Linked DNA regions of Homo sapiens: region 1 is linked to region 2. A link is a contact called in ENCODE Hi-C or POLR2A ChIA-PET data. All regions are on one chromosome and are shown on one strand. The core of a region is the stretch at or near the end of the contact, and the rest is flanking DNA. Distances in the headings are between cores, read along the strand shown. Region 1 overlaps LOC105378472 (a long non-coding RNA gene). Region 2 has its middle 280 kb from the start of LINC02624.

Region 1 (6,722 bases), core at 1,626-4,125, 150 kb after region 2:
ACACATGGATCACAAAGTTAAACTGTTTAAAAATTGTAAACATTTGAAATTTCATGAGTTAAACTGCAGGTGCCATAATTGCAAAATAATATTTGTATCTCAATATGAATTTAAATTGATACACATAAGGTAAAAAATTGTCTTATCTAGAGAAGTTGTTTTTAACTTATTAAAGGAATTTAAGTATATGCTGTCAACAATTATGAATTTTCCTATAACTTTTATATATTATTTACAATAATTACATAACTAACTTAATTAGCAAATATTAGAATATCTTAGAAGATATATAAACAAAGATCAAGGGAATTAAAACACCCATAGTTTTACAAGTTAGAAATAACCTGTGTTAGTATTTTTCATCTCGTTCTGTCCTTATTTTCTGTACAAATTATACTATGAAAGTCTTAAATTCTGCTTTCTCTTAACATCATGTGAAACATTTCTCATGTCCTTCTTTAGAAAAGAGTTTTAACGAAATTATATTTTATTATATGCATATATATTGATTGTTTGTTAACTAGTTTATACATAGTGCTTACTGAATCCTTTTTCTGCATCTACAAGCTGTTATTAATATTCACATAAAGAGAAAGATGTTATGAAAATAGAAATGCATATATTGAAATATTTTACTTAGTATTGTTTATAAAGTGTTTTATGATTATCTAGCGGCCTTGAATTTATTTTTAAACATTTCAAATCTTCAGCTGTTTTACTTTCCTTCAAATACTTCATAAATGTCTTTTTCACACCATGTTTTTTTGTTGGTTTGTTTTTGGAGACAGTCTTGCTCTGTTGCCCAGGCTGGAGGGCAGTGGTGCAATCTTGGGTCACTGCAACCTCCACCCGCCAGGCTCAAACGATTCTCATGCCTCAGCCTCCTGAATAGCTGGGATTACAGGTGTGCATCACCACACCCAGCTAATTTTTGTATTTTTATTAGAGAAGGGGTTTCCCCATGTTGCCCAGGCTGGTCTCAAACTCCTCGACCTCCCAAAGTTCTAGGATTACAGGTGTCATTCACTGTGCCCGGCCAGCCATGTTTTTCTTTAACAAGGGGTTCTAACCACAACTTAACATTGTTTGGGTCAAAGCCTGTTTCTAAATATTTGTTGCTGGGGTAGGTGGAAATTGGATGATGTTCTAAGGTCTGTGTAAGTGAATAGGGCTGCTGGTCCCTACACTGAAAGGTCTCAGGCTGAGGTGACAATTTTAATGAGGATTAGCACTATTTCCTTATCTTTTTCCTCTGCTGTCAAGTAGGGTTTCTTCCCTCTACCAGTACTTTTAAACTGCCACCTAAATTATAGTCAGTTCTGCTATCAAGCAGTTTTGAAAACATAAATTTGTTCTAATGTAATTGATATATTAAGGAAGAATTTGAGGATAATTCAAATGCTGTATTTGCTTATGCATGATTTTGTCAATGAGAAAAACTAGATGAATGCAGAAAACTGCATCCAGCTGAAATCAGCTGTGTAAAAGTACACAGAACACACACACACACCCCTCAAACATCTGCCGGCTGCGTCCACTTGCCTTGTGTGTTACAGCCACATTATCTGTATTTGGTATTGCAAATTTCTGTCTGATTTCAGGTAACTTCCCTTCTACCACTTCACAATAACTCACATGCTGTAGGCATTCCAACGCCCACTCTCATAAGCAAACTTCAAGTCTTTTTCAAGGTAAGTGTTTTGTGTATTTAACTATTCAGTGTGTGTAAAACTATGCTACCATTTTTATTCGGTTTGTACCTTTTTAAAAATGTGCCCGGAGACACATTACACTGAGATATGACAAAGTTTTTGTGTGTTGTGCCCCAGCCCCATCTTTTTTCCTAAGCTTTATGGGCTTTATTATACCATTTGGCATAGAGGGATGATTTTGGAAACACATGTTACATAATAGTGCAACTGAGTGTACAGATGATCTCTGGGAAAGACCCTGCTTATGTGCAATGGAAGAGCTATTTTCCCTTAAACTCAGAAACATTTCTAACTGTTGTTTAGGTTCAAAATTGTTTGTTTTCTGGGCACAGTTGTTCTAAGGTGGCTTTTGAACATACTGGGACCATGCAGGTGTCTAAATGGCTGTCTCCTTTTTAGCCTTCAGATCCTGAAGAGGTTTTTGTTCAGCATCTAGACATTTTTGTTTCCGAGGACCAACTCTCCCCATCTCCCGCCCCCACCCCTAGTCACTCTGGCCGCCCCGTCACCTATCATGTTATTTTTACATTTTGATATATTGAAATTATCTTATATGTTTGATGGCATTGCATATGTTACATTAAATTATATTATTTGTTCATTGTTCCTACTCAGGTATTACTTCATAAAGCCAGACATGTTTTCTGCCTTGTTCACAGAAGATTCTCACTGCCTAAAACAGTGTCCACCACACACTGATCAATAAATATCTCTATGCTGTAAAACACGGGTCTCTTTCCATGTGTTTAGCACAAAAACTTTATAACAGCCATTTCCTTGTATTTGTCCATCTGGAATTATTTTGGACTTCCCTACTATACAAGCCTCTGACTAACATGCATTTTCACAGTATTGTTAACTCCTTGGGGAATAGGAAAACACATTTTAATAGTAATCCAGAAATCAAACTTAGACCTTTGTTTTTTATGCTAGTTTCTAGCCATTTTTTTTTCTTCTTCTTAAACTGCAATTATTTCACTTAATGTCTAAGAATAGCTCTGGGAATACAGCAGCTTGAGTGGTAACAGAGATGGGCAGGGATATGTTGATTCTTGACAAACACCAACTGAACATGTAATTAGAGGTGCTAGCTGGGGTAGAGGAATCGGACTGTGAAGCCACCTCAGAGATCATCACTGAATAAAATGGACTTGCTCACAACACTAAGCTGAAAATCAAGGGCTGAGTTCCAGCAAACATTTATCTAGTGCCCCCTAATGGCAATGCCCAGTCCTAAATGCTGAAATAATAAAATGAATAAAATAAAGATCCTTCTGTAAACGAGTGTAGAATTTGGTGAGCAAGGCGTAAGTGCCACAAATAAACATACAGCCAAGTTCTAAATATGTGATGTTTAAAGAAAAATACGTGAACATAGTCACAGAGAAAGGAGCACCTACTACGTATTATTTATTGTTTTGAGACAGTCTCACTCTGTCGCCCAGGCTGGCGTGCAGTGGCGCAATCCCAGCTCACTGCAACCTCTGCCTCTCGGGTTCAAGTGATTCTTGTGCCTCAGCTTCCAGAGTAGCTGGGATTACAGGCATGCACCACCACACCCAGCTAATTTTTGTATTTTTAGTAGAGACAGGGTTTCACCATGTTGGCCAGTCTGGTCTCAAACTCCTAGCCTCATGTGATCTACCTGCCTCAGCCTCCCAAAGTGCTGGGATTACATATTATTATTTTTTAGACACAAGGTCCTGCTCTGCTGTCCAGGCTGGAGTGCAGTGGCATGATCATCGCTCACTGCAGGCTGGAACTCCTGGGCTCAAGCAATCTCCCCCAACCAACCCCTCACCTTGGCCTCCCGTAGCTCTGGGATTACAGGTGTGAGCTACAGTACCTGGTGCATTTGGGTTGGGGGAGATATATTGGTTATGATATGGGCTGGCCATGAAAGGGGTGCTGTGCCAGTCACCTGCCTGTGTTCTCTCAAATCCATTTCCCACTCCCTCGCGGTTCACTTTGTATTCCAGAAAACAACATTTCCCAGGCTCCACGGCCCACTGGCTTGTGGCTGGGTTTGTGCAGTTAAAAGGATCGGCAACAGCAGAGAAGACCAGAGCAAGGGAAAAAGCGAGCTACTTCTCCCTACCCCTCTGCTTGGGCAGCATCACAGGACAGGTAGCAGTCACGTCTCCTCCATGGCTCCAGCTCCTGCCAGACAAGTCCTCCATGACTTCAGTTTCAACCTGGTGGTCCTGACTCCAGGGCTCTGGTAATACCCAGATCTCTCCAGCACAGGGAAGTGAGAGGCTTCCAACTGAGGCTGATCTTAGAGTTGCCTCACCTGCTCCTATTTGGTATTTTTGTGCTTCCATTAACCCAGCAACACATTTTCTGTATTAACTCCCCTCTGTTTGACGTGTATAGGGATGCTGTCTGTTTGTTTGCCTGACACAGGTGATACATTGCTCCTGATAGGAAGGAGGTGCATGGGCTCTGGCCTGGAAAGGAATAAAGATTCAGGAATTTAGTCTGTGGGAATGGAAAGGTTAAGGGCCACCTAAAGTAACAGGAAGTTTCACACATGCTGAGATTGAGCTGAAGCAACACCACTCTGTGTCTCGGAGGCCTTCGGGAAGGCTAGGGAGGGTTTTATGCCTGTACAAATGTTTCAGCCAAATATCAGCACCAAATGATGCCCAGGGAGAAATGCCACTTACGTAGGCAAGCCACAGGGCTGAAAAGATGGATCCAGTCTACCACGTTATTTTCTGCTAACTTTAAATCAAATATTTGGGACTCTTGGGGAATGACTCACCCATAGTATTTGGAAAGGCAGAGCTGGAAGGGATCTTCTTTCAAATTATATGAACAAGAGCACTAAAGCTCTTATATGTTAAAATGATTTGCTCAAGGTCACACAGCTGGCATAGCCAGAGGCGAACTCCTCTTTCCTGATTCCAGGTCCACAGCTGTTTTTACTCATCTGCTGTTTTTTACCACTCCCCATGTTTCAGTTCATTCCATGCAGGTTCGGTCCTTTGGTAACCACAAGGTTATGAACAAATTTGAATGGGTTTGTTCCCCATCAATAATTTCGAATTCTGAACTAATAATAACGAACACGTACTCATGTACGTTCCAAAATAACCAGTTTGGACTAATTTTTAAATCAAAGTAATTTAATAAACAGACATTGTATAGTTAATTGAAATGCAGGTAGAATTCAGGTAGTACATACATTCTGCCTTGTTAGTAAAAAACAGCCAAAAACCTCAAGCCTGTGGTGTTTACTCTTTCTTATGCAATTAGCCTTTATGAAATCCTATACATGCAACACTTCTATATTTAGAATGAACACCAAGGGTTTAGGATTAAAAAAAAAAATACCTGAGGCAAAGACTTTAGAGACATTATCTGTTTAATAAATATGATTGTAAAAGCAATAAACAAGAGCAATTATACATTACACTACATAGTATTTAACAAAAAATACATCAAAAAAGTCATTTTAAAATTAGAAGTAGTTCCAATACTATAAGAAAACTTTTTTTTTTTTTAATTGGCTTCCTATAAAAATAAGTCGGCAAATGAGAGATTTCAATGCTCAGTTGGATTCCTGGAAAACACAGAACAGCTGCCAAGCACCCCACTGCTCTCAAAGTTGCTGTTTGGAACTTCTGAAAAAAAAGCAAAGCAAACCTCTGCATTTTGGACAGTGAATCCAATTAAAAATAAGGCAAGGTAGAAAGTGTTGCTTGGGTGGTTCAGGGTAGAACATGCACAGTTTGCCTTCTGGGATTTTGGAAAACGTTGCAGTATCGGATTTTTAGCTTGCCCTGAATCTTACCTTCCACATACATCCCTCCCTACACACTCCTCTGACCTTAAGCCCACCAAACTCCTTGTGTGTTTGCACCTGCGATTAGCGAGTAGGTAGGCACTTAGGTCCCTCCCATTTGTAGGCTCTCATTACTGCCTTCTGTTTGAGATTCAGCTGGAATGGCCTAGTACAATGGTTCTCAAACTTTAGTATGTATCACAATCACTGGGAGGGCTTGTTAAAATAGGTGGCTGGGCCCACTGTCACTTAGCAACAGAGAACACCACTATTCATCCCCTAGAGTTTCTAATTCAGTAGGTATGGGGTATGGATCCAGAATCTGGATCTCTAACTAGCCCAAGTGATAGTGATACTGCTGATCCAGGTACCACACTTTGAGAACAACTGGCCAAGGTCCTAAGAACAATGAGGTCCTCCTCTCTGAGCAGCACCTTGCCTCACTAATCTCCTACAGATGGGAGGGAGCTTTGAGGAGAGGCACATGAGGATCCTGGAGATGCTGAATCTCTAGCTGGCCATCTTTGGTCACTTCCCAAAATGCCAGGTATCTCATGTCGACCTCTATTTTTAATTAGGATTTACAGCCCATTCTTCCCTATGTCTTTCCATTCATTTATTTCTTCAACAAATAGTTTTCATACTACTACTCTAGGCAAGGCACTGTGCTAGAATAAGAGTGTTATACCTCTTTCATACTTTTCTAATTAAAATGAATTGAACTGCAACTCTGAGGACTCCCTGTGCTGGTTTGAGTGAGCCTCTTTTGATTTTCCAACACTTTGTCTTCCACATTAAATTTGGGAGACTCCAACTGAAGAGGATCAATGAGGATGTTTCCTATGAGATAGGAAGCCTGGCAGGTTGGGGATCAATTGAGTTCTACAAATAGGTGACTGCCTCAGGCCTAGCCCATTTCCCAGATTCATATGGGGTATCCTCAACCATAAACATCTCTGCCTGACAAACTTCTGACAGCAGCTTTGCTATTCTTTCTGTGCCTGAACTACATGAAGTCATGGACATCAGGATCTTTAGGACACCCTCATTATCACCAGGGCCTGTGTTATACCCTGTTGGCTTAGGGACATAGCAAAGAAGGAGGCTGAGCATACTAAGAGGTTTATCAGAACTTCTTTCTCCTATAGTTTATAGTGGGCTTTGCCCAGTCCATAATACTAAAGGGGCCTCTGCTGAACAGGCTTTTGTTTCCCTCTTTC
Region 2 (7,103 bases), core at 3,412-5,911:
ATAACCTGCCTGTGAAATATTTAATGATAACCTGCCCGTGCTACAGAAATGATGAACATAACAGTCACAGTTCCTGACCTGGTGGAACTTAAAACCTAGTGAGAGAGGCATAAAACACGCAAATATTTTCGTAAACATTTAAAAATAGAATTGTGGGAAGGGTGGGAGGGGTACAAAAATATAGTTAGAAAAAATGAATTACTATTTGATAGCACAACAGGGTGACTATAGTTAATAACAATTTAATTGTACATCTTAAAATAATTAAAAGAGTATAACTGAATTGTTTGTAACATAAAAGGTAAGTGCTTGAAGCGATAAATAACCCCCTTCTCCATGGTGTGACTATTAGGCATTGCATGCATGTATCAAAACATCTGGTGTACCTCATAAATACATATACCTCCTACACCTCTATGGCAAGTGCTGGAAAGAATAACACCATTTTAAAGCTAAAAGAGAGAGAGAGAGAGTAAAAGATTTAATGGATTATGAGAAAAAGGTAAAGACTCTGCTCATCACAGGCAGAAAGCGGTGATGAAAACTAAAAGTAACATCAACATTCTGTTTTTGCACAAGTAGTAAAAAATGCTCATTTGTTATGAACACTCTAACTAAATGCTTTTCACATTTAATGTGATGACATGAAAGATCTACCTAAGGATGGCTTTGTAGAAACAGAAAAATCATTCCTACCAATGCTCTCTAATCTCCCCACTCTCTAATGTTTTCTGCTATTACTATTATAAATTGCCAGGATGTGTGACTCCTTTCCTCAGACAATACCTCTTCTAAAACAATCTTTCTATATGAAGAGGAAAATGCATAACCCTTATTCATATTTTAACCAGTTGGTTCCTTTCCCATATTTGCCATCTCCTGACTTATATACTCTCTAGATTTGCATGTCTTCTGAAACACTAGTTCTAGAGGACCATGACTTTAACTTGCCAAAATTTCTGCACAGCACCTAGATAAACCTTACGTACTAAAGGGTTTTTTTGTTTGTTTGTTTTGCTTTTTTTTTTTATCATACTTTAAGTTTTAGGGTACATGTGCACAAAGTACAGGTTAGTTACATATGTATACATGTGCTATGTTGATGTGCTGCACCCATTAACTCGTCATTTAACATTAGGTATATCTCCTAATGCTACCCCTCCCCGCTCCCCCCACCCCACAACAGGCCCCGGTGTATGATGTTCCCCTTCCTGTGTCCATGCATTCTCATTGTTCAATTCCCACCTATGAGTGAGAACATGCGGTGCTTGGTTTTTGTCCTTGCAATAGTTTGCTGAGAATGATGGTTTCCAGCTTCATCCATGTCCCTACAAAGGACATGAACTCATCATTTTTTATGGCTGCATAGTATTTCATGGTGTATATGTGCCACATTTTCTTAATCCAGTCTATCATTGTTGGACATTTGGGTTGGTTCCAAGTCTTTGCTATTGTGAATAGTGCCGCAGTAAACATATGTGTGCATGTGTCTTTATAGCAGCATCATTTATAATCCTTTGGGTATATACCTAGTAATGGGATTGCTAGGTCAAATGGTATTTCTAGTTCTAGATACCTGAGGGATCGCCACACCGACTTCCACAATGATTGAACTAGTTTACAGTCCCACCAACAGTGTAAAAGTGTTCCTATCTCTCCACATCCTCTCCAGCACCTGTTGTTTCCTGACTTTTTAATGATCGCCATTCTAACTGGTGTGAGACACGGTATCTCATTGTGGTTTTGATTTGCATTTCTCTCATGGCCAGTGATGATGAGCATTTTTTCTTGTGTCTTTTGGCTGCATAAAGGTCTTCTTTTGAGAAGTGTCTGTTCATATCCTTCGCCCACTTGTTGATGGGATTGTTTGTTTTTTTCTTGTAAATTTTTTGGAGTTCTGGATATTAGCCCTTTGTCAGATGAGTAGACTGCAAAAAATTTCTCCCATTCTGTAGGTTGCCTGTTCACTCTGATGGTAGTTTCTTTTGCTGTGCAGAAGCTCTTTAGTTTAATTAGATCCCATTTGTCAATTTTGGCTTTTGTTGCCATTGCTTTTGGTGTTTTAGACATGAAGTCCTTGCCTATGCCTATGTCCTGAATGGTATTGCCTAGGTTTTCTTCTAGGGTTTTGATGGTTTCTGGTCTAACATTTAAGTCTTTAATCCATGTTGAATTAATTTTTGTATAAGGTGTAAGGAAGGGATCCAGTTTCAGCTTTCTACATATGGCTAGCCAGTTTTCCCAGCAGCATTTATTAAATAGGGAATCCTTTCCCCATTTCTTGTTTTTGTCAGGTTTGTCAAAGATCAGATGGTTATAGATATGCAGCATTATTTCTGAGGGCTCTGTTCTGTTCCATTTGTCTATATCTCTGTTTTGGTACCAGTACCGTGCTGTTTTGGTTACTGTAGCTTGTAGTATAGTTTGAAGTCAGGTAGCATGATGCCTCCAGCTTTGCTCTTTTGGCTTAGGATTGACTTGGCGATGCGGGCTCTTTTTTGGTTCCATATGAACTTTAAAGTAGTTTTTTCCAATTCTGTGAAGAAAGTCATTGGTAGCTTGATGGGGATGGCATTGAATCTATAAATTACGTTGGGCAGTATGGCTATTTTCATGATATTGATTCTTCCTACTCATGAGCATGGAATGTTCTTCCATTTGTTTGTACCCTCAATAAAATTTCATTGAGCAGTGGTTTGTAGTTCTCCTTGAAGAGGTCCTTCACATCCCTTGTAAGTTGGATTCCTCGGTATTTTATTCTCTTTGAAGCAATTGTGAATGGGAGTTCACTCATGATTTGGTTCTCTGTTTGTCTGTTATTGGTGTATAAGAATGCTTGTGATTTTTGCACATTGATTTTGTATCCTGAGACTTTGCTGAAGTTGCCTATCAGCTTAAGGAGATTTTGGGCTGAGACGATGGGGTTTTCTAGATATACAATCTTTGATTTGTTGTTTTCTCAGATTCAAAAGGTTCTTCAAAGGGCATTTTAAATTTGATGTTAGAATGAAGCGTGCCTTTGAAAAATTAACTTTTATACACAGATGTACCATTTGTTCTTGTTCTGAAGCAATATTGTATAAGAATAAAATAATCTTCACTGAATTCTATTAAGACTATATAACATTCTAGACAACCGAAAAGGCTTTTTCCTGGAATTAGATATGGAACATTACAGAACATTTTTGTCTCCTTGGTTGCAGGGATACATCATATGTTAAGGCCAACACATTTATATCTCAAGAAAGTCATGAACCAAATCATCTGGAGTTGAGAAAGTTGTTTAAATGTGTCAGAGAAGGAATAAATTGTAGGCAAAATGTGGTGTAAAGATTAGCATGCAGGAGCTCATCTATGGCATTGGTAGTCTCCAGTGTTCATTTGTTTTAAAGATAAGTCTAATGTATTACAAATAGAAATCCAATGCCTTTAGCAGAGTAGATGCTGACAATCTAAAACTAAGCGAAACAAACCACCTCCAATAAACTCATCAGTCAATGATCATTATTCTTTCATTTTATCATCATATTCTCAGAAACACAGTTAATATTAATTCATGGAACAGCAGGAATCTGATGTTATAAGAATAAAAACAGAACCTGATTTTATAGGATACATTATTCACATAATAAAATGATGAAATGTTCAATACCCAAACCATGAACATGAGCTCAAAACTAGTCACTTGATGAAATTTAAAAGAAAAAAAAAAGAGAAATAGTCTCTTCGTTCAGATATTTACTATTTCAGTAGGAAAAAAAGAAGAGAAAATATTGGCAAAGTATTTTAATGTACTGTTTTAGGTCATTTGTTTTTGTATTTGGAGAGTGTATTTTGAAAGCTTGGATCCAATTGGTTGAAGCTTTGGAGTCATGAGGAATTCTTACATTTTTAATCTGGAAAAGTTCCTCACAAAGGAGAGGATTTAATGTGGGCTTTGGAGTTCATATATGGTTGGACCAGAAGGAGTTTTCTAAAATGTTCATTATGTTCACTTGTCAAATTGCCAAATTATCTCCTTGTTACTACAGGTCAGATAGTAATCCCAAATGGATTCAGTTTCTTCTTCAGCTTCCCCCAATTAAAATTAGCATATGCAAACATCAAAATTATTTTTTAAATTTCATCAGAAGATAGATTTGTTGGTAATTTTATTAGTCTTATGATAAGCTAGAGTCAGAAATGGGCCCCTAATGTCATTTATGCAACCCCACTGTTTTGCTTATGAAGAAACTGAAGCCCACAGGCATTTGAAGTCATACAGTTAGTGATCCAATTGGATGGAATCTATGGTTCTCTTATTCTTAGAGCAGGACTCTTTCCATCCTAGCACACATGTTCTCTAGCTCAAACTAGACAAAAATAAAAAATTTCATGCCGAGCCTTCCGGTCTACGTTTCTCAGGCTCAAGTTTGATCTGCTTTTGAGAAACTATGCTGTTTTGAGATTTTCATGGGCAAAGATAGAAACAGATTAAGTAACTTTGCCTTACAGTCGTATATGATATTTCTCTTAAAACTTGATCTTTATATCTATGTCCCCATTAAATTCTAATAGAGTTGAGTCATAATTTTTAGAAATTACTTGTTTGAAGATCCTCTGAGTCAATACAATGGATTGGGATTCAGAGGACTCATGGTATTATCATGTGTTGGTAACAACCTCTTCCCTCATAGTACTTACATAAGTAAGCACTTACGTAAGTAAGCACTTACGTAAGTACTTACATAAGTAAGTACATAGTGATGTACTTACATCACTGAATCATAATGACTTTTCCAATATACCAAAAAATAGCTAATCATTTCTTGTGACATGTCAGCATATGTTTGAGGGTGGAGGGTAGGATATGACTATGACCTAAGAAATGTTCACAGGCTTATGTTATATTCTTGGAAAAGATGTACTTTACTATCTCTATCTATTTTCATTCATACAGTGCTTAATTTTACTGGAGGCAAAAAAAAAAAAGGACAATGTGAGAAGAAGAGTTCAGCCATGCATTACTTTTTAAAAAAAGAAACTCTGGAAGATTTTTAAGAATAAGATGGCATGAATATTCCTGCTCTATGAAAGCAACAGAACTATTTTCTCTATGACCTCTTATCTAAATTTTACCAGAAGCTTCTGAGGTTAAAGTCAAATTTTATAATTCATTATTTCTTATCCTTAATTGCAGAAATATTTATAAAATCTTGAGTCCAAGGCCATAATTTGGAAGTGTGCAGATGTAGCCCACCCTCATTTAAAGTTGATAAGAAAAAAATGAGTTAAAAAAATAGAGGTATCCCAAATGACTATACTTCATTCCTCAATATTAAATAATAGACATATCCTCACCACTCTACTACAGTTCTGTTGGTTATGGGTGATTAATTCATTAAAATAAACAGATATATGTTGTGTCTTTGCCATGGCCCAGGCATGGTTCTCCTCATATGTTAGTGGGAAAAGACAGAAATAATGAAATAATTGTATCATATTGCAGGTGATGATAAAAGAGAAGAAGAAAAATTAAGCAGGAAAAAGAATATGGAGAGTAAGGCGTCACATGGGTGCTTTTTTATATAAAGCAGTGGGGAAATAACTGTCTAATAAGGTAATGTTTGAGCAGAGATTGGAAAAAAATGAGTCATATATATGCCTGGCAGAAGAGCATTCCAAGAAAGGAAAAGAAAAGCTCAAAGCCCATGAGGTGAGCAGGTGCTTAGCATGTTAAAGGAACAACAGAGGAGGCCAGGGTAGCTGAAGAAGAATGATTGACAGGGCTAGTGGTAGGAATTGAGGTTGGAAAGATGATAGCAGTTACATCAAATTGGACTTTGGTTTTTACTCTAAGTGGAAAACCATTGGAGAGTTTTGAGCAGAGGGTTAACGAATATTTGATGCTGTATGCAGGATGGACTGCACCGGGACAAAAGGTAAAAACAGGGAAACAAGAGTCTGCTGAAGTGACCCACATGAGAAATATGGCAGCTTGGTCCAGGTGGTAGCTGATGAATGTGTGGTCTTTTTTCTTTTTTAAATTTCAGCTCTTGAACATATTCAGTGGGCTCTTTCTAACCTCATAGATCCTACCTACTCAAGCAGCCTTCTCTCTGCTGAATCTAGCTAGCATCAAAAGATCACATAATATCTCATAAACATATAATTATTATTTGTTAATTAAAGATAATACATATTGTTTTAATTAACAATAAAAAAGACCTTCTGGAGCTGGCCATATTCTCTTTCTAGCCTCAGGCTAGGTTGTCACTACTACACTGATGAGCATTGTTGCGGATCTACTGATTCTCAACTTTGTGTTCAAATATACAGAGGCTTCCCTAGGAAGGATGGTGAGGGCAAACTATTAAATTCTTTCTCTTCTCACTATGAGACACATTTCCCATTTAACTCTGCTTGGGCCTCACATTGTAAGGTAGGGGTCTAGGCGGAAAAGTTTCTCCCAGAATGTGAGGGAAAGCCACTCATTCTTAGAGAGGTAGCTAAGGGTATATGTGGGAGACCACATTCCCACGGCTTTTTCCTCTCTTCCATCCTTTTAATCCACACTGGGTTAAAAAGGGTTGGCTTATTTTAACAGCCTTTGTGTCATGTCATTCTAGTATTTAGCAGCGAGACTTTGTCTGGATGTAACAGGCAAAAGAACTTTGGAGAAGTCTCTCTGGTTACCAAACTGATTGTCTTGCTAAAGAAGTCAAGTAGCTACTTTTCCTTATTTGAGGCAAAAAACTTGGGAGGTAGGCCTCGGAGACGGAAAGCTACAAGGAAACATGATTTAAGATCAAAATACATCAATTTGTTGTTTGCTAAATATTATTCCTGGAACAGCTATGATAAATGCTGAATATTGGATCGGTGAAGAAAATGATAATTGTTCAATAAATGGTATATATTAGCTTCCTAGTGCTTCTATAACAAATTATAAAAAAAAACCTTATGGCTTAAAACAACATAAATTTATTCTCTTACAGTTCTACAGGTTAGAGATCCACAATTAGTCTCAATAAGCTAAACTCAAGTGTCCATAGGGCAGTGTCCATTTTGGAGATGCTAGGTTTCCATTTCCTTGCCTTTCACAGCTTTTAGAACTTGGTGGC

The links. A loop is a pair of places that touch in the nucleus more often than their neighbours do. ChIA-PET counts read pairs that join two places held with the same protein, here RNA polymerase II (POLR2A). Pooled maps may share reads with other maps.
Region 1: a map of IMR-90 shows a loop between it and region 2 (2.0-fold over the local background). The contact joins two enhancer-like sites. A Hi-C loop is called at or near these places in 3 of 168 maps with a recorded cell type or tissue (Caco-2, IMR-90 and mammary epithelial cell) and 2 of 50 pooled maps. POLR2A ChIA-PET finds 5 or more read pairs at or near these places in 1 of 52 experiments (MCF 10A).

What each region holds. Positions count from the first base shown.
Region 1 is chr10:106,568,841-106,575,562 of GRCh38, forward strand. LOC105378472 (a long non-coding RNA gene) reads left to right here. Exons shown (of 3, transcript XR_946298.3): 2 at 1,602-1,691; 3 at 2,328-2,392. SORCS1 (sortilin related VPS10 domain containing receptor 1) reads right to left here. Exons shown (of 26, transcript NM_052918.5): 26 at 4,823-6,722. Among named protein-coding and RNA genes, the nearest start is that of LINC02624, 430 kb to the left of the region's middle. Within about 2 kb of position 2,876, at least 2 of the 41 ENCODE cell types and tissues checked have a DNase peak (open chromatin) inside an H3K27ac peak, as active enhancers do; they include mammary epithelial cell, where a contact is called at or near this core.
Region 2 is chr10:106,419,535-106,426,637 of GRCh38, forward strand. No RefSeq gene overlaps it. Among named protein-coding and RNA genes, the nearest start is that of LINC02624, 280 kb to the left of the region's middle. Within about 2 kb of position 4,662, at least 2 of the 41 ENCODE cell types and tissues checked have a DNase peak (open chromatin) inside an H3K27ac peak, as active enhancers do; they include mammary epithelial cell, where a contact is called at or near this core.